Linked DNA regions of Homo sapiens: region 1 is linked to region 2. Evidence: read pairs that join two places in POLR2A ChIA-PET (ENCODE). Cell type or tissue: PC-9. All regions are shown on one strand. Each heading gives the region's core, and the rest is flanking DNA. Links, peaks and the distances in the headings are about the cores only. Region 1 overlaps CHKA (choline kinase alpha). Region 2 has its middle 24 kb from the start of CHKA-DT.

Region 1 (8,000 bases), core at 1-8,000, 81 kb after region 2:
AAAAAAAAAATTACATGGAAGAAATCCGAAAGAATATTCACTAAACTTGGGAACTGGGATGAAGAACTTAAACTTTCTAAGTCACATATTACTTTTTCAGTGTTTAACTCCTTACAGTAAACATGTATGATTTTTTTTTAACCTGAAAAAGCAATAAAAGAACAAGATCCACTGCCTACCCCATTGAGTCCCGGGCCCTTCCCCCTTCTGCACCACACAGCGTAGTGTTGCTTATCGCAACACGTGTAATCCTAACACCTCCTCTCCTAGTATCAGTGCACTGTGCTATTAATTATTTCGGGCTTCTCTGCTTTGAAAACATGACAGTGATATGTTCCTTACTGTAACAAAACTTCATCCCATGCAATTGCACATTGAACAGTCTCATCAGAGGCCCCCCACTATGCAGCTCCCACTGGTGCTGCTGACATGGCCTCTCTCTGCCTTGACCTTGCCTCCCCTAGTCACAGTAGTTCAGGTCCCACCTTGAGCCCTTGTTTGCCAGGCTCAGCAGTTTGCTTTTAATCCTGAGAACAGTTTCTCATGAAGACTCGTCATCCATAAGCCATTCATTTGAGCCAAATTACCTTTTACTAATTAGCTGCTCATCGCTGGCTAACTCAAGGAGGGTGTAGACATTACAGCTACAGCTTTGTGTATTACCCTTGCCCTTCTGGTGGTGAGGGGGTGATAAATGGCACAGACATCACTAGAGAGAGGGGACTGGAGGAGATCGGCTGTGTTGATGATGGCAAAGTGTAGGAAGGATCGAAGAGGTAACAGTTGTACATTAATTTTGTTGTGCTACTTTGGGCGTCTGCCTCCAATTTGCCTTTTTTTTGAGACTGTTACTGTGTCACCCAGGCTGGTGTGCAGTAGTGCAGTCTAGGCTCCACGTAACCTTAGCCTGTTGGGCTTAAGTGATCCTCCTGCCTTAGCCTCCTGAGTAGTTGGGATCACAGGCGCACACCACTACACCTGGCTAATTATTTGTGGAGATGGAGTTTCTCTGTGTTGCCCAGGCTGGTCTTAAACTCCTGGACTTAAGTGATCCTCCCACCTCCACCTCCCAAAGTGCTGTGATTACAAGTGTGAGCCAATACACGTTTTCTGGTCTCCAGTTTACATTGTAATTGCTACTCTAAATGGAAAAAGTATGCTGAAGAGCCTAGACACTATACCTCCACTAGAAATCCTAAGGAGAGAGAGCTGCTGAAAACCTAGCGAAGGTTGGCTCACTGGTGCCAGCAGCAGGATGTCGGAGATGCTGAACATCATGTCGAGTGTGGGGATCTCAGGAACGCAGGCCTGCAGAGCCAGGCTGATGGCTGACCAACTCCTGACCCAGAATCCAATACTAAAGCAAATAGTCTTGTAGGAATGCTGCCTGTGGTCTCCTTGGGAAGGAAAAGCAGGCAAGAACAAAGCAGGGGATCCCCTGTGGCAGCTGAGCTCTCCCTTGCCTTTCTTACCAGGAGGGCACTCCCACAGCTTCCCAGCTGGAGTGCTGCAGCCAGCTGGCCTGCAGACAGCAAACCAAGTCCCAGGGCTGCTGAGGGTGGTGTTTGGCTAGCACGAGCTCCTGCATGCCACCATGCAGAACATTTGGGAAGTACTGTCCTGACAGCAGAGCAAGAGGCCAGGCTTTGTTCCACAGTGATCCTGGGGGTCTGGCGAGGACTAGGGCTGTGAGCAGGGGTTCTCATGGCCAGGTGGGTCAGGAGCCACCCTGCATAGGGTTATGCCTCCCGTGAGCACTTCTACGCTCTGTCTAGGCCCTGGTGATGTCCACAGACCAAAAGCCACATTCAGTTAGGATTCCCTAAGGGATCAAATCCATTCTCTCGGCTCTGCTGTTCAAGGACTTGAGCCTTCTATTGTAAAACATAAACCATGTTATCCAAACCTTTTGCAGGTAATATCTTGTTGCTGGAAGGCCGAGAGAATTCTGAAAAACAGAAACTGATGCTCATTGATTTCGAATACAGCAGTTACAATTACAGGTACTGTGTTACAGTCCAGTGTTTCCATCTCAATATTGATTTATCATTACGATATGCTTAATTAACAGTTATTAGAGAAAATAAGTCAAAATGCCGCTCTGAGTTGCAAGCTGCTTCACCTGGAATCAGTGGCTTCTCGTCCAGTGGCCGGTGATGGTTGTGGTGAAGCAGCACAGCCTTCTTTGTTCCTAGCAGACAGCGCTAGTTGGGGACAGCCATGCCATTCAGTCCAGACTTTGGCATTTTCTTTTGGCTTCAGAGGTCATTTTCTTCTCATAAATCCTGGTCTAGGAGACACAATGTTCTGGAGTAGTGGTTCAGGTGCACCTGTATAGCTTTAGTCAGCTGTGATGCTGATCAACCACCTGTTGTCTCTCTCTGTCATTAAAGCAGCTACAGTCCTGCTCCCTCAGCAAGTCCAGATGGCAACAGGAGTGGCGTGCTCGGAACTCAGCCTTTCTTTCTTCTGCAGTCAGGGAGCCTCCAGGCATACGGTTTGCCTCATTGTGTGCACTGTCTTATGTCTTATTTCAGGGGATTCGACATTGGAAATCACTTCTGTGAGTGGATGTATGATTATAGCTATGAAAAATACCCTTTTTTCAGAGCAAACATCCGGAAGTATCCCACCAAGAAACAACAGGTAGGAGATGAGTTTTTGTATACTTGATAGGAAAATTACATGTCAATTTCATGCAGTTAGAATTACATCTTCTTTTTTATTTTTTGAGGCAGGGTCTCACTCTGTTTCCCAGGCTGGAGTGCAGTAGTGCGATCATGGCTCACTGTACCCTTGACCTTCTGTGCTCAGGTGATCCTCTCGCCTCAGCCCCCCAAGTAGCTGGGACCACAGACGCATGCCACCACGCCCAGCTAATTGTTTGTATTTTTTGTAGAGATGGGATTTCACCAAGTTGCCCAGGCTGGTCTCAAACTCCTGGGCTCAAGTGATCCTCCTGCCTCAGCCTCCCAAACTGCTGGGATTACAGTTGTGAGCCACCATGCCTGGCCTACATCTTCATTTTTAAAGATAACCTTTTAAAATTTGGTTTATGTTAAAAAATGTTATTTTGTTCCTGTTAAATGTAGACACAAACTTGACCTTTTAGTCCAGCTTATTAAAAATCTCTGTGCCAGAGATACTTGTATTCAGAGAAGAGCTTTGTCATCCTTTGTAGTTCCTTGTAGTATTTTTTTGAAAAGCCCAGCCTTGATTCTGCTTTCTGGCCATCTTTTTGGTGATCACTGACCTTTTTCTATTCATTTCACACTATGGAGAGAGAAGTAATCTTTCGGGCACCAGGGTTTAGTAGTGGGAGGAAATATCTTTGGTGTTAACAGTTCCCTTTCCTGTCCTGAATGATGGGAGGAGGCTGGTGATTGTGTGGAGAATCAGTTCTCATGGGAATTTCCTCCTGAGATCTTTCTCTCCCATTCCTCAGCCCAGCACTGAAACCTTGGTAGCGGTGCTGAAGCTGAGTAGGATTGGGAGGGTGCACCAAGCCTGCCTCCAAAATAGTGGTCTCCAGTTTATGTTTTAAGTGCTACTCTAAATGGAAAAAGTATGCTGAAGAGCCTAGACACTGTATCTCCACTAGAAATCCTGGGGAGAGAGAGCGGCTGAAAACCTAGCAAAGGTTGGCTCACTGGTGCCAGCCCCAGGATGTCGGAGATGCTGAACATCATGTTGAGTGTGTGTCTCCCAGTGTGTCACAGTAGATGCATATGCTTAGTGACAGCTATTGACATTGTCTATTTTAACCATCATTGATCCTAACACAATTACTTTTTTTTAAGCTCCATTTTATTTCCAGTTACTTGCCTGCATTCCAAAATGACTTTGAAAACCTCAGTACTGAAGAAAAATCCATTATAAAAGAAGAAATGTTGCTTGAAGTTAATAGGTAACATTTTTCCTTTTTTGATTTGTAAAGATAGCTTTCCTCTTTATAGACTATATTTGGGAGATGCTGACTTGCAATTAGGAGTATTTTAGAGCTTCTTCTTCTTTTTTTTTTTTTGAGACAGAGTCTTGCTCTGTCACCCAGGCTGGAGTGCAGTGGCGCAATCTCGGCTCACTGCAACCTCCGCCTCCCGGGTTCAAGCAATTCTCCTGTCTCAGCTTCCCAAGTAGCTGGGATTACAGGTGCCTGCCACCATGTCCAGCTAATTTTTGTATTTTTTAGTAGAGATGGGTTTTTGCCATGTTGGCCAGGCTAGTCTTGAACTCCTGACCTCCAGTGATCCACCCAGCTCGGCCTTCCCATGCTGGGATTACAGATGTGAGCCACTGCGCCTGGCCTAGGAGCTTCTTTTTAATCGTACATCTTTAGGACTTGCACTTTGTCAAAAATAGAATCTGCTACTTCTCCATTGTGGCCGAGACTATGCAGAGCTTTCAGATCTGAGCATACAGCAGGCAAAGTATATTAGTCTGTTCTCACATGGCTACAAAGATATTACCTGAGACTGGGTAATTTATAAAGAAAGGAGTTTTAATTGACTCACAGTTCTGCATGGCCAGGGAGGCCTCAGGAAACTTAACAATCATAGCAGAAGGCAAAGGGGAAGCAAGGCACATCTTACATGGCGCCAGGAGAGAGAGGGGCAGAGAGATAGAGAAGAAGGTAGGACTACCAAATACTTGTAAAACCATCAGATCTTGTGAGAACTCCCTCACTATTGTGAGGACAGCATGGGGGAAACTACCCCCATGATCTAATCACCTCCTGCCAGGTCCCTCCCTCCACACATGGGGATTACAATTAAAGATGAGATTTGGGTGGGGAGACAGAGCCAAACCATATCACAAGAAGAGTTCCCATGTCCAAGAAGGGTCAGGACACTTTGTGGCATTCTGAACTGTCATCCAGACACAACAACCCAGCCATACAGGGCTGCTGCCACCCAGAGCCTATAGAATTTTTTTTTTTTTTGAGATGGAGTCTTGATCTGTCACCCAAGCTGGAGTGCAGCTATGCGATCATGGCTCACTGCAGCCTCTAACTCTTAGCAAGCCTCTTGCCTCAGCCTCCCAAGTAACTGGGACTACAGGCACGTACCACCATGCCTGGCTAATTTTTGTATTTTTTTGTAGACACGAGGTCTTGCTCTGTTGCCCAGGCTGGTCATGAACTCCTGGGCTCAAGTGGTTCTCCTGCCTTGGCCCCCCAAAGTGCTAGGATTACAGATGTGGGCTACTGCATCTGTCCCTGCAAACTTGTCACTGATGCTTCTGGAGTGGCGGCCACCATATGCTGTGTTTTAACTCTTAAGTTTCTCCTAGAAAATGATTAAACTTATGTTTATCGGTTTTAAGTCTTGCTTTTAACTGTTTTCTCAACAGTTTTCAAAGCAGGGCCCTGAAACTTCCAGATTGTGCAAAGGTCTAGACCACTATTTGTCCATCTCTTTAGTCAAGAGGCCTGTGGGTTGTTCCTATTATTTGGGGTCTCCTGTGACATTTTTTGGTAGAATGGCTGTTTAAGTCACTGTGGCCCCTCATCTTTCCACGCACTTAGCACAGTCATCTCCTCGTGGCCTCCAGAGTGCTCACCCCCAACACTAAGTGTGATGTCACACCTGCCTACCTGCTGGGCTTCACCGCAGCATACATCATCTCTTTCTGTTTCTTGAACTGGTGGAAATAGAAAAAAACAGATGGAGGAGAACCCAGACAGAAAGGGTAGCACACGGGACTCTTGTGGGCCGGGGACCACAGGATGAACAGAGAGTAGGGTTGGAGGATACTAGAGCAGGCACTCCTAAATTTGAGCTTTATCTTCATGTGGATGAGCCCTCAGGGTATTGTTTGAGGAGGAACTTGGATTCACAGTGACTTGGGGGCTTGGTACAGCTTAGAGATGGTGACGTGGCTCACGCTCTCTGATCTGCTCTTTTCACTTCTGTGTGACAGGAGGGGATGGGACAAGGATGGGATTTGAGAATTCTCTTGCTCAAGGAGTGAGAGCTTCATCCCGCCTCCAGCAAAGGGCTGCCTCTTGGTTGCTATGGTGTGCACCCTCCCTTGTAGCAAGCTTGCTTTCTTTTCTGCCAGCATGGCCACCCAGGCCTTCACCTGCACCCTGTGAATGTGAATATATTCACCTTGTGAATATATTATGGCCAAGTGGCATTTACGTGTGCCATGGCCAGGCCAGCTGTGTGTGTTCACACTCACCAGTGCACCTGTCACTAGCAGATGAGGGAAGGGTGTGGGAGTGGTATTCCCATTGTTCTTAGTTAGTCCCGTGGAATATAGACCCATGATTTGCCAACACTAACTAGGTTTGCATCCACACAAGTTAAAATGTCCATCTGGCATGAAATCATTTCATCAGTCCTGTAACTGATACTGTATGTCTCTTATATGTTTCTTGCTTTTATCATTCCAGGTTTGCCCTTGCATCTCATTTCCTCTGGGGACTGTGGTCCATTGTACAAGCCAAGATTTCATCTATTGAATTTGGGTACATGGTATGTTTTAGCAGCGTTTTTGTTTTTTTTTTTCTTCCTACTCCCAGGTAAAAATGCTATAGTATTTGTGAATGTTGGCAGCAAATGACTGTTCCTTACAGAGGGTTCTCTGTCTCCCCAAGTACCCGAATGTGGTGACCTGGTGGCATCAGGACAGTGTGGCTCAGCCCAGGAAGCCGGGGGAGAAGCCGCTGTCACTGATGCTGTGGTTGCCTTTGGAGGTTGCCCTCACTTCCAGGCCAGCTGACCTTGCCTCCCCTGCTTCAGAGAAGTGCCTGCAATCCTGATGGGGAATGTAGGCATCTGCACCCTCGAAGTCCAGCTCTGACCTCAGTCCCTTCTGACACGGGACAGTAAGTGAAGAAGAGTGGGTGGCTCCTGCCTGTGCTGTGGAAGGTTTTATTTATCGGTTACCACTTCATTCTCCAGCCTGTAGTGCCCGACTTTGGGTTGGAAGCTGGTAATTATTGAATTAGACCTCCTGTTTTTCATAGGCATGTTTGTAACCAAGCTAGGCTGTCATTTAATTTTAACCTTAAGAATTGTCAGCCGGGTACGGTGGCTCACGCCTGTAATCCCAGCACTTCGGGAGGCTGAGGTGGGCAGATCACCTGAGGTCAGGAGTTCGAGACCATCCTGGCCAACGTGGGGAAACCCCATCTCTACTAAAAATACCAAAATTAGCATGCATGGTGGCGGGCGCCTGTAATCCCAGCTACTCAAGAGGCTGAGGCAGGAGAACCGCTTGAACCCAGGAGGTGGAGGTTGCAGTGAGCTGAAATCATGCCACTGCACTCCAGCCTGGGTGACAGAACAAGATTCTGTCTCAAAAAAAAAAAAAAAAAAAAAAAAAAAAACTGTCACTGACATAGAAATAGAAAGTATTTTTAACCTTCAGACAAACCTTTCTGTTGTTCCATAGTGAATGAATGTTGGTGAGTTGTCTTGGGGTGGGGGATAACACAAATGTCCACAGTCTGGTGAGCTGCCTTCCTTTGGGACAGGGATGGGACTAGTTCATTTTGACCTCCTCAGTCTTATACTACAATGATTTCTACTTCTAGGCAGAAGGTTTGGTAATGCAAGGATGATATTAGGTAAAAGAAGGGGACATTGGATTTTTAAAGCAGATTTGAGTCATGGTCAAATGATACTGTACGACAAAGCACACTTCGTAACAAGGAATATTACTAGAGATAAAGAAGGGCATTTTGTGATAATAAAGGCATCAGTACATCCAGAGGACATTAAAAACCCTTGTCTTGCTTCAAAAGACATGATATTAAAACTGACAAAAGTGAAAGAAGAAAATGGCAGATTCACGATTAAAGTTGGTGATCTCGGCCGGTTGCAGTGGCTCACGCCTGTAATCCCAGCACTTTGGGAGGCCGAGGTGGTTGGATCACTTGAGGTCAGGAGTTTGAGACCAGCCTAACCAATATGGTGAAACTCTATCTCTACTAAAAATACAAAAATTAGCTGGGCATGGTGGCACATGCCTGTAATCCCAGGTACTTAGGG
Region 2 (16,031 bases), core at 4,287-12,286:
TGGGACTACAGGCGCCCGCCACCATGCTGGGTTAATTTTTGTATTTTTGGTAGAGATGGAGTTTAACCATGTTGGCCAGGCTGGTCTTGAACTCCTGACCTCAAGTGATCTGCCCATCTCAGCCTCCCAAAGTGCTGGGATTACAGGCATGAGCCACCATGCCCGGCTGAAAAGTAAATTTGGATTCTTCCAAAAGGGTACCAGGGATTGCTAGGGGCAGTGTGTGTGAATGGCCAAGACTGGGAAAGGGGGTCGCTCACTAACACTGCCTCCACCATCTGCCACTTATTTTCTCCCAGGCCGTTAAGCTTAACACATATTCATGGAAACTGTTGTAAAGCTGCTAATCTGGAGGACAGAAGACAGACGCAGGCCCGTAGAGATTGCTTTGGTAATGTTCTGAAAAAGCCAGATCTGTTGCCAGATCCCGCGTCCTCCTTGCCAGGTTTGTGGGGTTTTCAGCTGACTTGCAGTAAACAGTGACTTAGGTCTTTTTGGGGCAGCCCACCTTGTTGAGTCTACTCTGGCTGAAGGGAGGCAGAGCGCTGCTGGGCCTGCTCAGGCACACCAGACCGCTGGAACCAGTGTGAGGCCCTGAGCAGCTGGGGCCCAGTGTGGCAGGAGTGAAGGTGCACTTCCGTGTTGTTTGAGCACCTAGTACGTTCTTGGGGTTTGGAGCAGGGAACAAGATTTGAATCTTCAATGTGGGGTAAAATCAAAGCCATGAGAGTGGGTGTCTTGGTCTCTTTGTACTGCTATCACAATATCACAGACTGGGCAATTTAGAACCAATAGACGTTTGTTTGGTTCATGGTTCTGGAGGCTGGGAAGTTCAAGATGGAGGGGCCGATTCTGGCGAGGAAGACCTTTCTGCTGCATCGTCCCGTGCTGCAGAGAGGGGAAGGGGCTTGACTTCTATTGGGAGCCCACTCCCACGATAATGGCATTAATCCATTCATTCATGAGGCAGGGCCTTCATGACCGAATTGCCTCTTAGACCCCACTTCTCAACACACTGTTGCACTGGGGGCTGAGTTTCCAGCATGAACCTGGGGCCATGCTCAGACCACAGCAGTGAGCTAGCCTAGGGAGCTGGCTGAGGGCAGCCCCTGCACCCACCCTCACTGAGGCCTGGGGGCGGCAGGAAAGGCTGCTCCCCCGCTGTTGGTCCTCGACTTCGGAGAGCTGAGCTTAGGTCAGTGCTTCAAGGAAGAGCCGGATGGGTTGAGAGGGTGGAGGCAAAGTTTGTGAAGGAGGAACGAGAGAGGATGACCACTGGGAAGGGAGGAGGTTCATTTCATTAATAGGAGACCCAAGTTGAATCTTGGAGGCGGGGAGCTTGCATAGTAAGTGTGTTCTGAGAAAGAAAGTGAAGGAGTTACTTGGAGTAGGGCCTCAGGGGGGTCTTCAGAGAGTAGATCCGTCTTCCTTCCAGGAGGAAAAGAGGATTTGGGATGTGGTGAGGGAGCCAGTCCAGAGTGAGGTTTTCTCTTGTCTGGTAAGTAGGAGGCAGATGAGAGTGAAGACAGGAGGGCCAGGAGGTTTGAGGAGTAAGAAGGAGGTTTGAAATTGAGAATGGGAAAGCATGCTGACTGTAGAAACCTAGTTATCATTCATTAAAGAAATATCTACTCATCACTTTCAAGGTACCAGGTCAGTGTCCTGAGCCCAGGCTGGTGGCCAGCACTTCCCTGCACAGGTGTGAGCCTCTCAGGCACACGTGGGCCTTTACCCAGGTGGAGACCACAGAAGACAGCAGGGCTGGGGGCCCTAGGGTTCAGGTTGGCAGGAGAAGGGGTTGCATGAGAAGCCGTGCATACCTGCAGGTTAGGGAAGAAAAGGCAAGTCTGTGAGCTGAGTGGGTCACTAGACAGGTGAAGGTGGAGGTGTTTGAATCCTGGAGGCTCCCTGTGGGCAGAGGACTGCCAAGCATTGGAGCAGTAAGCAAGTGTGGAGGGCAGGCGGAGAACAGGCGCTCAGAGCTCTGGAGGGGCCACACTTTCCTGTGAGAACAAGGTCCTAGTCGGGACCCTGGTAGTGGAGTGGTCACAGTTGTGAGAAATCATGGCATGGGTCACCCAAGAGGATGGCAGACAACCTTCATGGTGGGCCTCCAGTGGACTTCCAGTGAGTGCAGGCTTCTGGGGCTCAGGGAACAAAGCAACATGCCTTGGGGGGCTACCACACTCCATACAGGGAGCCATACAGAAACTGGGCCTGTGGGGAAACGAACGGGGAATACCCCACTCAGGGTGGTGGTGCTCTGGGGCCTTAATAAACAAGGAAATCGGCCTGCCTGAGATTGTGCAGCTGGTGGCAAGTGACAGAGGCAGACATTAACCCCAGGCTCCAAGGCACCAGCTTGTTTTTTGTTTTTGTTTTGTTTTTTTGAGACAGGGTTTCACTCTGTCACCCGGGCTGGAGTACGGTGGTGTGACCATGCCTCACTGTAGCCTTGACCTCCCAGACCTGAGCAATCCTCCTGCCTCAGCCTCCTGCTGAGTAGCTGGAACAACAGGTGCGCACCACCATGCCCCACTAATTTTTTTACTTTTTGTAGAAACGGGCTTCTCCCTATATTGCCCAGGCTCATCTCAAATATCTAGAGAGCACAGGTAAGGACCACAGAGCTGCCAGTGTTCCAGAGACCCCCAGCCCCAGCTGCGCAGCCCCACCTTTGCCAGGGTGATTCTGAAAGTCTCTGTCTCCTCGGCATTCCTGTGGGTCTACTTGGGAGGCTGAGGCTGGAGGATCACTTGAGCCCAGGAGTCCAGCCTGGGCAACATAGCAAGACCGATCCATCTCTTTAAAAGAAAAAAAAGGCCGGGCACGGTGGCTCACGCCTGTAATCCCAGCACTTTGGGAGGCCGAGGCAGGCAGATCATGAGGTCAGGAGATCGAGACCAAACTGGCTAACACGGTGAAACCCTGTCTCTACTAAAAATACAAAAAATTAGCCAGGTGTGGTGGCACACGCCTGCAGTCCCAGCTACTTGGGAGGCTGAGGCAGGAGAATCGCTTGAACTTGGGAGGCGGAGGTTCCAGTGAGCCGAGATCACGCCACTGCACTCCAGCCTGGTGACAGAGCGAGACTCTGTCTCAAAAAAAAAAAAAAAAAAAAAAGAATCCCTATGGGCGAAAAATAGGAATCATTGCTTTCTACCCACTTTCCATGCAGTTATGTGGGGCCAGGAGAAGTCTGTCTAAAGATTATGCCCCAGATAAGTGGGGTGATCCACGCCCACTGTCAAATATGCTTAGGGAGCTTGAAAAGTGGGAGAGGTGCCACTGCCCAAAGCACGGGCTCCTAGGAAGCCACAGGTGTTTGCTGGCCCTCAGGCACTCCATGGGGGCAGGCCTCTTGTTATCTGAAAGGGTGAGTCAAACTGGAGGGGAGCGGAGCATGCCTAGAGACAGCAAAGGAAGTCCGAGGTTTCCTCCAGCCAGGCAGGCTGCTGGACTTGACGATTAGTGTTTTTTTCGTTTTGTTTTGTTTTTCCTGTCTTTCTTTCTTTTTTTTTTTTTTTTGAGACAAGGTCTTGCTTTGTTGCCCAAGATTGGAGTGCAGTGGTGAAATCTTGGCTCACTGCAGCCTCGACCTCCTGGGTTCAGGCGATCCTCCCACCTCAGTCTCCCAAGTAGCTGGGACCACAGGCACAGACCACCACACCCAGCTAATTTTCTGTATTTTTAGTAGAGATGGGGGTGGGGGCCGGGGTCTCACCATGTTCCCTAGGCTGGTCTTGAACTCGTGACCTCAAGTGATCCACCCACCTCGGCCTCTCAAACTTCTGGGATTACAGGTGTGAGCCAGCATGCCCAGCCTGGACTTGGTGATTTTAATAGCGACTTGACAGAAATGTCATCCGGGGCAAAGGAATAACTGCATTTGATGAGGAGAAGGTTTCTTGTGTTATTCTCTAAATTATTACTGTGATTCCCCTCAGGACAAGTGTTTTCTCTCATGGGGCAGAGGCTGGAAGCTATAATTACATGAATGGGAAGCAGGGTTCTATTTACCGAAAGGCAATTTACATCTCATAAGCACGTCTGCAAAGCACGTTACACTTTTGCCACTCTTCATGAGTGTGGTTACTCCCTGAGCAGCAGGCCGGGGTCAGGTAATTTTGATTTCATCACACCAGCCTCAGTGGGGATGGCAAGTTGAGCACTGATAGAACGTGACTGGAAGCTACAGGCCAGGAGTCTTGGACTTAGCTGTTCTCCAGAGTGACTCTTCTTTTTCCTTTTTTTTTTTTTTTTTTTTTTTGAGACAGAGTCTCACTCTGTCGCCCAGGCTGGAGTGCAGTGGCACGATCTTGGCTCATTGCAACCTCCACCTCCTGGGTTCAAGCGATTCTCATGCCTCAACCTCCCGAGTAGCTGGAATTACAGGCGCCTGCCACTACACCCGGCTAATTTTTATGCTTTTAGTAGAGAAAGGGTTTCACCGTGTTGGCCAGGCTGGTCTCAAACTCCTGACCTCAAGTGATCCACCCACCTTGGCCTCTCAAAGTGCTGGGATTACAGGTGTGAGCCACTGCGCCCGGCCCAGAGTGACTCTTCTATACACAAAACTCTAATTTCCTCCTCTTGCTAGTCAAACCATGTTTTTCTTCTGCGGTAAGCGGCAAGCTGGGGAGGCTGAGCTAGGTGTGGTGGCACATGACTGTCATCCAAGTGGACCAGAGTTGACTCAGGCACCCACTTGGCCTGGGGCAAGGTTGGGGGGCACCTGCCCTGCCTCACTTGTTCCCAAACCTCAGATTTGTAACTTGTAAAGCAGAGGGAGTGAAAGCGCTCTGGGTTTGTTGAGGATTCAGCAGGAGAGTGCCCATCGTGCCCTTCACATGGGTCTGGCACCCAAGTCAGTTGGTACCCGTGTCCTGCCTCAACAGTCTGTGGGTGCACCCCAGACACCTCATGCGCCCTGCTCTGCCCCTAACCTCTGCCCTCCTCAGCTGACACCTGCTCAAACTGCCTTCATTACAACCTTCTCCAGCTCAGCTGCGTACTCAGACGATCCTGGATCCCGGTTCTATTTTCCCCTGGCTGATGCCCCTCTGTCAGTCAGGCCGCCTCTGTTTACCCGAAACCTCCGCTCCACCCCCGGGCCTCTCCTCCTTCCAAGGCAGTCTCTCTGCAGTCAGCTGCTCCCCTGACAGCCTTCCCTATTTGAGTGCCGAATAACGGCTGGTCACTCAAAAGGCACAGGGGATATGGGGGTGATTGAAACCCACTCCTTTCCCTCCAGGGAAACACACACGAACATCAGTAAAATGTGGTAATTGCCAGGATGCATGTGTGGAAGAAGCGTGGCAGGAGGACCAAGGAGAGTGCCCCCTGTTTCTGCTGGGGAACCAAGCAAAGCAGGCTTCATGGAGGAGGTAAAATTAAGAAGGGTCCTGAGAGATGAATAGGAGTTCATAAGCCCAAAGGGCAGAGGCGGTGGACACCTGCAAAGTCCTGGAGACATGGAAGGACAGGGTGTCTTATGGAAAGGAGGGTGAGAAGTTCAGCGTGGCCAGTCCAGAAAGTTTAAAAGGGGATGATAGCTGGCCGGACGTGGTGGCTCATGCCTATAATCCCAGCACTTTGGGAGGCTGAGGCGGGTAGGAGATCGAGACCATCCTGGCTAACATGGTGAAACCCTGTCTCTACTAAAAATACAAAAAATTTGCCAGGCGTGGTGGCGGCCGCCTGTAGTCCCAGCTCCTCAGGAGGCTGAGGCAAGAGAATGGTGTGAACCCGGCAGGCGGAGCTTACAGTGAGCCCAGATCGTGTACTCCAGCCTGGGCGACAAAGCGAGACTCCACCTCAAAAAACAAAAAAAAGGGATGATAGCTGAGGACCATTGACCTTAGGAGATGGGGGCATCTGCCTCTAGGTGAGGGCCCTGATCAGCACCCTAGGGGCACATTCTGTCTTCACCACCTCCTGATTTTGCAGCGTCTCCTATCTGAGCCTTAGTTTCTGCTCTGTAAAATGGAGATGATAATAGTACCCAACTCACTAAGGATGAAATAAAACAGCAAAAGATGCGTGAGCACCACGTCGGGTGCGTGGTAAGCATTCGGTAACTGTTAGCAGCTTTTGTTATTTCCTGGAATCTAATAGCAAAGCCTGTACTTTTCTACTGGCTTCAACTAATCAGCCCCAGCCCCAGCCCAGCCCTCCAACTTCCTCCTGGCCCCCAGCCCCAAGTGTGGCCCAACCATTCCAGGGCTGGGTGTCTTCCCAGAGCAGAGAGATCCAGGCCTCCCACTGTACAGAGAGGCAGGGACAGTGACTTGCTTGGGGACACACAGTGAGCAGGAGCAGGGGTAGCCCGGGCTTGAACCCAGGGCAGTAGCTGCCCTTCCCTGACTGTTGGCTGTGGCAGGCAGTGCCCCGGAAGGGCTGCTCTGGGCTTTGAGCCAGCAGCAGCCCAGCCAGCAAGGAGGTGGCCGCTATTGACAGATGATAACACGTGTTTGTTTAGCTAGAGCCACTCACCAAAGGGGCGTTCAACTCCCTGCAGCAGGGAGCTGAGCTTGAGGCCAGAGTCTTTCTGCCCTTCCTCACTGACACCCACAAGGGCTGCTCTGGCCTTAGAGATCGCCTGGCTGGAAACTCACAACTGTGTGTCTCCTGGATGTTTGGGAACATGAAAATCCAACAAGGTTCCACATCGCTGCTCCTGGGCGGAGTAGCCCGAGGCTCCAAGTGGGACAGCAGTCCCCAGTGTCCCCCAGCCTACCAGCTCTACCACATGGGGTGCTCCAGGCTGGGGACCCCTGGGAGGCCCTGAGGAGTGGTGGCTTGAAGAAGTGGGGGTGCTGCTGGTCGGTGGTCTCAGCGCTCCCCTGGGTTATGAAGGTCTTTGCACTTGCTTCTCCCTCTGCCTGGGACCCCCTCTTTGCCCCACCCGCTCAGGTCTCTTTGTAGATGTCACCTCCCAAATCTTCCCTCACCCCTCACTGCCATCCCGGGGCTTCCCTCCCCTTAGCCCTGAGCCCTCCAGCCACATGGAGTCCTTGGAGCCAATGTCAGGCTGATGGGGAAGGAGCTTCTTCTCTGGGAAAGCAGCCCCCAGAGACTCCAGCCTCCATAATGCGGCAGGATTCAGGTCACCCTGAAGTCAAAACCTCAGGTTGCCAGCCGCTGTCAGAGCCCCTGGGCCAGTCCAGACCCCTCCCACCTGCGGAAGCATGGAGCCCAGGAGGCCATGTTGGGCAAACAGGCTGTGCCCAGACAGTGCCCCAAGACCAACTCATCACACCCAGTGAGTCCTGGCAGAGAAGGAGCCAGAAGCCGGGGACAGAGCTTTCTCTGGGTTGGGCAAACGACGTGGTGTGAGGTCTGAGCAGCGTCTGGCTTCAACCTGCTGCTGCCACAGGCTGTGTGCCAAGAGAGGTCAGGGGACTGGCAAGAAACGAACTGTCCTCGGGCTGGCCCTCTGCCTACTTCCTGGTATAGAACACCCCGCCCCGGGGGTTCCCACGCGGCCCTGAGGGCTGGGCCCCAACAGCACAAAGCTCAAAAACCCAGCCTCCCAAGGCGGGCGGATCACCTGAGGTCAGGAGTTCAAGACCAGCCTGCCCAACATGGCAAAACCCCGTCTCTACTAAAAATACAAAAAATTTGCTGAGTGTGGTGGTGGGCACCTGTAATCCCAGCTACTTGGGAGGCTGAGGCAGGAGAATCACTTGAACCCAGGAGGCGGAGGTTGCAGTGAGCCAAGATCGCGCCATTGCACTCCAGCCTGGGTGACAGAGTGAGACTTCGTCTCAAAAAAAAACACAAAATACCAGCCTCATCCAGCTTAAAGGGCCAGCCTCCCCCGACTGCCTTTGCACAGCCAAGAAATACAGAGAGGGAAACTGAGGCTCAGTGACGGGCCAAGCGTGTGTGTCAGGCAGGGGCAGAGCTGGCACGAGGCCCCATCTCTCCTCCAGACGAGAAGGGAAAGTGTGCTTTGGTCGGGGAGTAGTGCTGCAGGCTCAAAAGAAGGAATGAGAGAGAGAGGCTCAGGGTGCCCACTGACGGGCCTGGTAGGGAGATGGGGCCTGATGCGGCCCCATCCTGAAGCTGCCCCTCCCACCCCCAGTGGGGCAGCCAGGTTAGCACGTGACCCCTTGGCTGGCAGACACGCAGAACAGGGCTGTCCTGGAGATGAGCCAGGTGTGACCCATACCCCCATACCAGACAGCATTCTGGGCATTGAGTCACAGACCTGAGGTTCCCAGTCATTAGGTCAGGTGAACAGACTGCAGTAAGGGTGACAGCGTGTTACTGACCACATGGCTTCCAAAGGCCGTGGTGTCAGCCGGGTTCAGAGGGGTCCTGTTGAGAGAAGCTGACCTTGGACTCTGGCCTCCAGAAGCTGCAAAGGACTGGCCTCTTTCCCTCCTCCAGCTTCAGCCACCCCCAGACCAAGGCACTAGACGGTCCAGCTCCTACAGCCACAGCACCCTGGGGCTGTCTTCAGGGAAACTCACCCCAAGATTCCATGCATTCATTCACTCACTCATTCATTTATGCTCTGTTTGCTGAGCCTCCACTCTGTACCATGATCTACACGGGGCACACCTTGGGCATCAGGGAATTCCCTCTCCTTGCCCTCAGGTTGTCCCAGTCTGACCGAGGAGACAGACAGACAGACACACACACACACACACACACACACACACACACCATACACACCATACACACCATACACACCACACACACACACTATGGTTGGGGCTTTGATGAGTACAACGTAGGGGATGGAGTACACAGAGAAGTTGTGTGTGTGTGTGTGTGTGTGTGTGTGTCTTCCTGGGGTCAGGGGAGGGTTATAGGCACAGCAGAGAAGACTTCTGGGAGGAAGTGTCCTTCGAGCTGGGTTTTGAGGGAGAAAGAAGAGTTGGGCCACAGTGGTGAGGAAGTGTCCTGCGGCCTTCAACACTGCCTCAGCAACTTTGGAAGTAGAGCCCCCCTCCCACATCCTTCACCCCCACCTTACTCACTCACAACAGCCTTATTTCCTGGGCTGAGAGCTGAGGCCTCAGACATGGCCCACAACCTCACACTAACTCGTTTACAACTAGAACAGCACTACTTTAACAAGACACTGATGATGTTTTATGTGTTTTTATTTTATTTTATTTTATTTTATTTTTTTTTTTTTTGAGACGGAGTCTTTCTCTGTCGCCCAGGCTGGAGTGCAGTGGTACAATCTTGGCTCACTGCAAGCTCTGCCTCCCGGGTTCACGCCATTCTCCTGCCTCAGCCTCCCAAATGGCTGGGACTACAGGCGCCCGTCACCACGCCTGGCTAATTTTTTTGTATTTTTAGTAGAGACGGGGTTTCACCGTGTTAGCCAGGGTGGTCTCGATCTCCTGACCTCGTGATCTGCCTGCCTCGGCCTCCCAGAGTGCTGGGATTACAGGCATGAGCCACCGCGCCCAGCCCGCCTGGCTATTTTTAGTTATTTATGTATCGTGAGTCAGGGTCTCATTCTGTTGCCTAGGCTGGGGTGCAGTGGCATGACCATGGCTCATTGGAGCCTCAACCTCCAGGGCTCAGGTGATCGTCCCACCTCAGCTTCCCAAGAAGCTGGGACCACAGGCATGTGCCACCATGCCTGGGTAATTTTTGTATTTTCTGTAGAGATGGGATTTTGCCATATTACCCAGGGTGGACTGATGATGTTTTTAAAAGAAGATAGGCTGGTGCGGTGGCTCACGCCTGTATTCCCAACACTTTGAGAGGCCGAGGTGGGTGGATCACGAGGTCAGGAGAGTGAGACCTCCTGGCCAACATGGTGAAACCCCGTCTCTACTAAAAATACAAAAATTAGCGGGGTGTGGTGGCGTGCGTCTTTAGTCCCAGCTACTAGGGAGGCTGAGGCAAGAGAATCACTTGAACCCATGGGGCGGAGAGGAGCCGAGATCGCGCCACTGCACTCCAGCCTGAGCGACAGAGTGAGACTCTGTCTAAAAATAAATAAATACATAAAAAATAAAAGAAGATAAAGAGGAGTTTTTGGTGGACTTGTAGAATTCAGGGTCTGGGATCACACAGACCTAGGTTTGAGCATAGATTCAGCCACTTATTGGCTGAAACGTTTGTCTTTCTGAGCCTCCGTTTCTTCATCTGTGAAATGGGTGCTCATGAAGCTTTGGCAAGGCTGAAGTGAAGTGACTCATCAGATGTGTCCAACATAGTGCCTGGCCTTGGGTCAGCTCTCCATAAGGCCCTGATCTTGGCTGTTAGAGAGTTTCCTGAGACAGAGGCTGGGCCGGGCACTTGCTGTTTGGAGAAGGGGAGGAGACATTATTCTCGCTTCTCCAAGAGAACATTCCATCCTCAACTGTCTCTCACACTCTGAGCTCCAGCCTGTACCTGCCACCTCCCCAGACTCCATCCAGCTCCTGCTGCCAAGGTGAGGAAGAAAGGATGGCCACCATCAGCAGGGCTGGCGACAGTGGGGCCTGCGTTTCCCCGTCCGGGTCATTCACTACTTCTGACTCCTAGAGTCCATTACCCCCTCTTTGGAAAGGTCACCTCCCCATTCTCAGTTCATGTGGCTCAGGGAGGAGAGGCCTTTTCTGACCCCAGCCTACTCCATGGCTGGCCTATGAGAGGGCGCACCCCCCGGGCACTGCGACTGGTCAGGGATGAACATATCACCAAGCCTGGCCAATGAGATGCAGCCTGGGGACTTCAGCTGGGACCCTGAGGCAAGGTGACCTCTCTCCACTGGGGTAGCCTCATGGGCAGCAATGGAGCTGGCCTGAAGCTGCAGACCACCATATTGCTGTCGCAGGAGAGAGGCTGCCAGGGAGGAAGCTGGACCGCCAGACGTGCGTCTGCAAGCCCAGGTGCCTCAACCTGCAGCCCAGAGAAAACCTCCAGGCCTCTGCCAACCTGCCCCGGTGCAGCAAGAGTCCAGCCTGGGCAAGGGGATTCGGAGGCTTGAGCTCGGGCCCCAGGCCAGCCCCAGCACTGATCTGCGCAGGACCCAGGGCCAAGCACTGCCTTGTTCTGAACTTCTGTCAACAGCAGGCCCTGTCCCTGCCCTGTGGAGTGCACAGGGCTGACAAGGCCCAGGCAAGGAGACAAGGTGGACAGGTGAGGGCCATGGCAGTCCCCTACTCCACAGGGCAGCAGCCCCAGGAGAGGGAGGGGAGGCAGGCTGGCCCACCCTGCTCCCCTCACCCTGCCATGCCAGTCCCTGACCGGCATCCTGGCCTCCCACAGGGCACTGACCCACAGCCAGGGAGAAACAGACGAGCTGGAAGCTTCACACTCCTGGGTTTGAATTCGCACCCCACCACCTCCCAACTGTGTGATTTGGGGCAAATGACATCACCTCTTTGAGCCTCACTTTCCTCATCTGCTACCAGGAAATGGAAAGAGCGCCTCATCGGCCATCGCCGCAGGCACTGGGCTTGTGTGTCCCCGATGTCGCCCTGGTTTATCTCCACGTCCCCATGAGAGACGCCACCACTGCCTGTTCCAAATGAGGAAACAGGAAAATGAGACTCAGGCACATGAAGCGACCAAAAAACCACAAACCCACAGAACTGGCAGAGCCGGGCTCGCACCCCCAGCTTTCCTGTTCTAAAGCCAGTCCTGCCTCAGCCTCCTGGGGCCTGGCACCCGGTGAGTGCTTGGCACAGGGGCTTGGCACCGGTGAGTGCTTGGCAAATGCTGGCTATTATCCTAGAAGGACATTTCTTGGGGTAGGAGGCCCTGGCTGCTTGTTGAGCTGCCCCACACCTGGTGTCCCTTCTGCAATGTGGAATTCCCCATTGAGGGGGTCTTGTTGAGCGCGGGGACCAGAGCCTTGTTCCTCCATTCCCCAGCCTCTAGAGCTCAGGCCTATAGGCCCAGCTGCTTTGCCTTAACACCTCTGCCTCATCAAGGTTCAGTTGGGAAAATGGCATTTCAAGCAGGAAAGGACTGAACACGGGGAATTTGAGGCTTGCAAAACCTTCCAAAGAGCTGAGGGGCAGCCACACCTGGTCCAGAAGTTAGGATTTGTAGCCTGGCATGGTGGTGCACGCCTGTGGTCCCAGCTACTCAAGAGGCTGGGGCAGGAGGACTGCTTGAGCCTGGGAGGTCAAGGCTGCAATGAGCCATGATTGCACCACTGCACTCCAGCCTGGGTGACAGAAAGAGACCCTGTCTTAAGAAAAAGAAAGAAAAGAAACTAGGACTGGAGGAATTGCAGGAGCATGCACCACTCGGAGGGGGGCTGGTCAGCCCCAGGAGACCCCCAGAAGTCACTGGCAAAGTGTCACATCTGGCAAAGCCCACCCCTGCCTGCCACTGCACCTCCCCACAGCCTTCCAGGTGTCAGGCAAATGCCCGTGACTGACAGGCTGTAACCCAGAACCCTGCTGCAGGGGCTTCAAGGAAACGTGGCTGTCAGGCTTCCAGCCCCTGCAGCCCCCTGCAGCCACAGAGCAGGGAAAATGGTGCTGAGTGTCCAAGGCCCTCAGCCCTAAGAGGACTGCAAAGTGCCCTGCACTGACCTGGCACACAGGTGCCCCCAATGCAATGCCGCCTCCTGCTCCTCATGCGTGTGGTCCTGGGCAGGTTGCCAAATTGCTCTGTGCCTGCCTCCTTGTCTGCAAAATCAAGATAATAATAACCCCCACCCCACAGGGCTAATGTGAGTATTCTTTGTGATAATCCATGTAGGAAGTTTGGCACAGGGGCCTGGCACCCAGTGAGAGCTCAACAAATACTGGCTGTTATTGTCTTAGAGGACATTTCTCGGGGTAGGAATCCCTGGCTGCTTGTTTAGCTGCCCTGCATCTGGTGCCCCTTCTGCAATGAGGAATTCCCCACTGAGGGGGTCTTGTTGAGCATGGGGACCAGAGACTTGCCCCTCCATTTCCCAGCCTCTAGAGCTCAGGCCTATAGATTCCTCCACAAAGAATCCGGGCCCACTGGGACCTCTTCCCAGTGGCTATGGCTGCAGCGTCCCAGAGTGGCACTGTCCCTGATGGTGACATCCACAGTGTCAGCAGTGGTTACAGCGGCCCCTAGACCAGCCTATTCCTGGGGTAACCCAGGCTGTGGGGCAGCTTCCTGCCTCCTTGAGCTCCTCCTTCTTTCCAAGCCAGGTTTCCTAGCCTTCCCAGGGGTCTAAGAAAAACCTTCCAATAAATTATTTTGCGTCTTAACGTGGGTCGGGACCTTGTCTGCAACCTTGGGGCTGTGACATGGGGCTGTGGTTCTCACAATTCTGGGGAAAGATTTGAGAGTGAATGAAGGTACCAGGACACATCCGTGGATGGGAAAATATGTGGCCACTGAAGGTGGTATTTTCTTTTTTTTTTTTTTTTTTCAGATGGAGTCTTGCTTTGTCATCCAGGCTGCGGGTGCAATCTCGGCTCACTGCAACCTCCACCTCCCGGGTTCAAGCAATTCTCCTGCTTCAGCCTCCTGAATAGCTGGGACTACAGGCATGCACCACCATGCCCAGCCCATTTTTGTATTTTTAGTAGAGACAGGATTTCACCGTGTTGGCCAGGCTGGTCTTGAACTCCTGACCTCAAGTTATCTGCCTGCCTTGGCCTCCCAAAGTGCTGGGATTAAAGGCGTGAGCAACTGCGCCTGGCCTGAAGGTGGTATTTTCAAAGAACATTTGCAATGACTTGGGGGGACGGGCGCAGTAGCTTATTATGCCTGACATCCCAGCTACTTGGGAGGCTGATGTGGGAATATCACTTGAGCCCAGGAGTTCGAGGCTGCAGTGAGCTATGATTGTGCCACTGCACTCCAGCCTGGGCGACAGAGCGAGACCTCATGTCTGAAAAATGAAAAAAATTACTCAGGAGCCAGGGGCAACGATCGTGCTAAATGTTTCAGTTGAAGTGCAACTGACATGTAATAAAGTCCACAAACCTTAAGGTATAACTCAATTTTTTTGTATGGTGGTAAAATAGATATAACATAAAATCTAACATCTTCACCATTTTTAAGTGTACGGCTCAGTGGTGTTAAATACATTCACAACATGACTCAACTTTTTTTTTTTTTTTTTTTGAGACAGAGTTTCGCTCTTGTCGCTTAGGCTGGAGTGCAGTGGCGCAATCATAGTTCACTGCAACCTTCACTTCCCAGGTTCAAGCGATTCTCCTGCCTCAGCCTCCTGAGTAGCTGGGATTAGCGCCTGCCATCATTCCTGGCTAATTTTTATACTTTTAGTAGGGTTTCACCATGCTGGCCAGGCTGGTCTTGAACTCCTGACCTCAAGTGATCTAGCCACCTCAGCTTCCCAAAGTGCTGGAATTAAAGCCATGAGCCACCGTGCCCAGCCCCAAGTATCTTTTATGTCTTTATTTCTTTTTTTTTTTCTTTTGAGATGGAGTTTCGCTCGTCACCCAGGCTGGAGTGCAATTGCGCGATCTTGGCTCACCGCAAACTCTGCCTCCCGGGTTCAAGCGATTCTCCTACCTCAGCCTCCCGAGTAGCTGGGATTACAGGCATGTGCCACCATGCCCGGCTAATTTTGTATTTTTAGTAGAGACAGGGTTTCTCCATGTTGGTCAGGCTGGTCTCTAACTCCCAACCTCTGGTGATCCACCTACCTTGGCCTCCCAAAGTGCTGGGATTACAGGTGTGAGCCACCACTCCTGGCCTTCTTTTTTTTTTTTTTTAAGATGGAATCTTGCTCTGTCCTCCAGGCTAGAGTGCAGTTGCGTGATCTTGGCTCTCTGCAAACTCTGCCTCCCGTGTTCAAGCGATTCTCCTGCCTCAGACTCCCGAGTAGCTGGGATTACGGGTGCCCACCACCATGCTCAGCTAATCTTATGTATTTTTTTTAGTAGAGACAGGGGTTTCACCATGTTGGCCAGGCTGGTCTTAAACTCCTGACCTCAGGTGATCCACCCACCTTGGCCTCCCAAAATGCTAGGATTACAGGCATGAGCTACTGTGCCCGGCTAACTCAATTATTTTTGACAAGCCATATGCCTGTGTACCCACCACCTAGCTCAAGATACAGAACATTTCCAGCCCCCAGAAGGCTCCCAAGTGCCTCTTCTCAGACAACACTTGCCAAAAGTAAACCATTATCCTGAACATTATCCTCAAACTCCCATAGATTAGTTTTGCCTCTTCTAGAGCCCCAAATAGGCAGTATCACACAAGCACACTCTTTTGCCTGCCTTCCTTCGCTTCATGTATGTCTGGAAGATTCCCCTTCATTGTCAAGTACATGGGCACTCACTGTTCTTCACTGCTTTGTGGTATCCAATCGCATGATGGGAAAGGCAAATAAAATCTTGGAATCCCAATTCACTCTGCCAAAAGAAAAAAATTAAGCTGAAAGCTGAGTCAGGCAAGAAGCTGCTTCTCCTTTTGTTCCTAAGCAGAGAGCCACGGATAAAAGGTTAAATATCTACACTCTGCATTCACCTTATCTTGTGTAAAATGCCGATGTAGAAGCACTAGATGAATATGTCACTATTCCCCTCCCTGCTCCTTTTCTCTTCCAACATACGGATTTAATAATGTGACCATCCCCTCCCTCCTTCCCCTCCAGCCTGCTTTTCCCCTTTAAATACTGAAGCCCTCAAAATCATCTTTGATGATTGGGGCTCAGACTGGGAGAGCTCTTGGCTTTGCAGAGAAAAGAATTCAAGGGTGAGCAAACAAGACAGAGCAAAGCAAACACAAGTTTATTAGAGCAACAGTGCAGGAAAATGGCTGCTCCGTAGAGCAGTAGCGGCAGCCCTCGTGGATTGCTGGCCAGCTATATTTATGTCTATTCCTTCATTATATGCTAAATAAAGGACAGGCTATTCACGAGTTTTCTGCAAAAGGAGTGGGGAGTTTCTGGAAGCAAGGGTTTCTACCTTTTTTTAATTTTTATTTTATTTATTTATTCATTCATTCATTCTTTCTTTCTTTCTTTTGAGATGGAGTTTCGCTCTTGTTGCCCAGGCTGGAGTACAGTGGCATGATCTTGGCTCATGGAAACCTCCGCCTCCCGGGTTCAAGTGATTCTCCTGCCTCAGCCTCCCGAGTAGCTGGGATCACAG

Evidence for each region. Peaks named below come from ENCODE experiments on the same cell type or tissue, not always from the same donor. Only the 100,000 strongest peaks of a DNase experiment are listed, where the experiment ranks them.
Region 1: POLR2A ChIA-PET joins it to region 2 with 10 read pairs; 5 of 35 experiments call an interaction of 5 or more read pairs at or near these places.

What each region holds. Positions count from the first base shown.
Region 1 is chr11:68,060,432-68,068,431 of GRCh38, reverse strand. CHKA (choline kinase alpha) reads left to right here. Exons shown (of 12, transcript NM_001277.3): 8 at 1,916-2,003; 9 at 2,538-2,646; 10 at 3,801-3,907; 11 at 6,398-6,479. Among named protein-coding and RNA genes, the nearest start is that of MIR6753, 20 kb to the right of the region's middle. RefSeq lists an enhancer at 1,379-1,879. In PC-9, for the core only: no CTCF peak of the experiment used is centred there; no DNase peak of the experiment used is centred there.
Region 2 is chr11:68,137,651-68,153,681 of GRCh38, reverse strand. No RefSeq gene overlaps it. Among named protein-coding and RNA genes, the nearest start is that of CHKA-DT, 24 kb to the right of the region's middle. RefSeq lists a silencer at 13,370-13,570. In PC-9, for the core only: no CTCF peak of the experiment used is centred there; DNase peaks (open chromatin) are centred at 6,501, 7,401, 8,181, 11,491 and 1 weaker place; H3K27ac peaks cover 3,574 bases.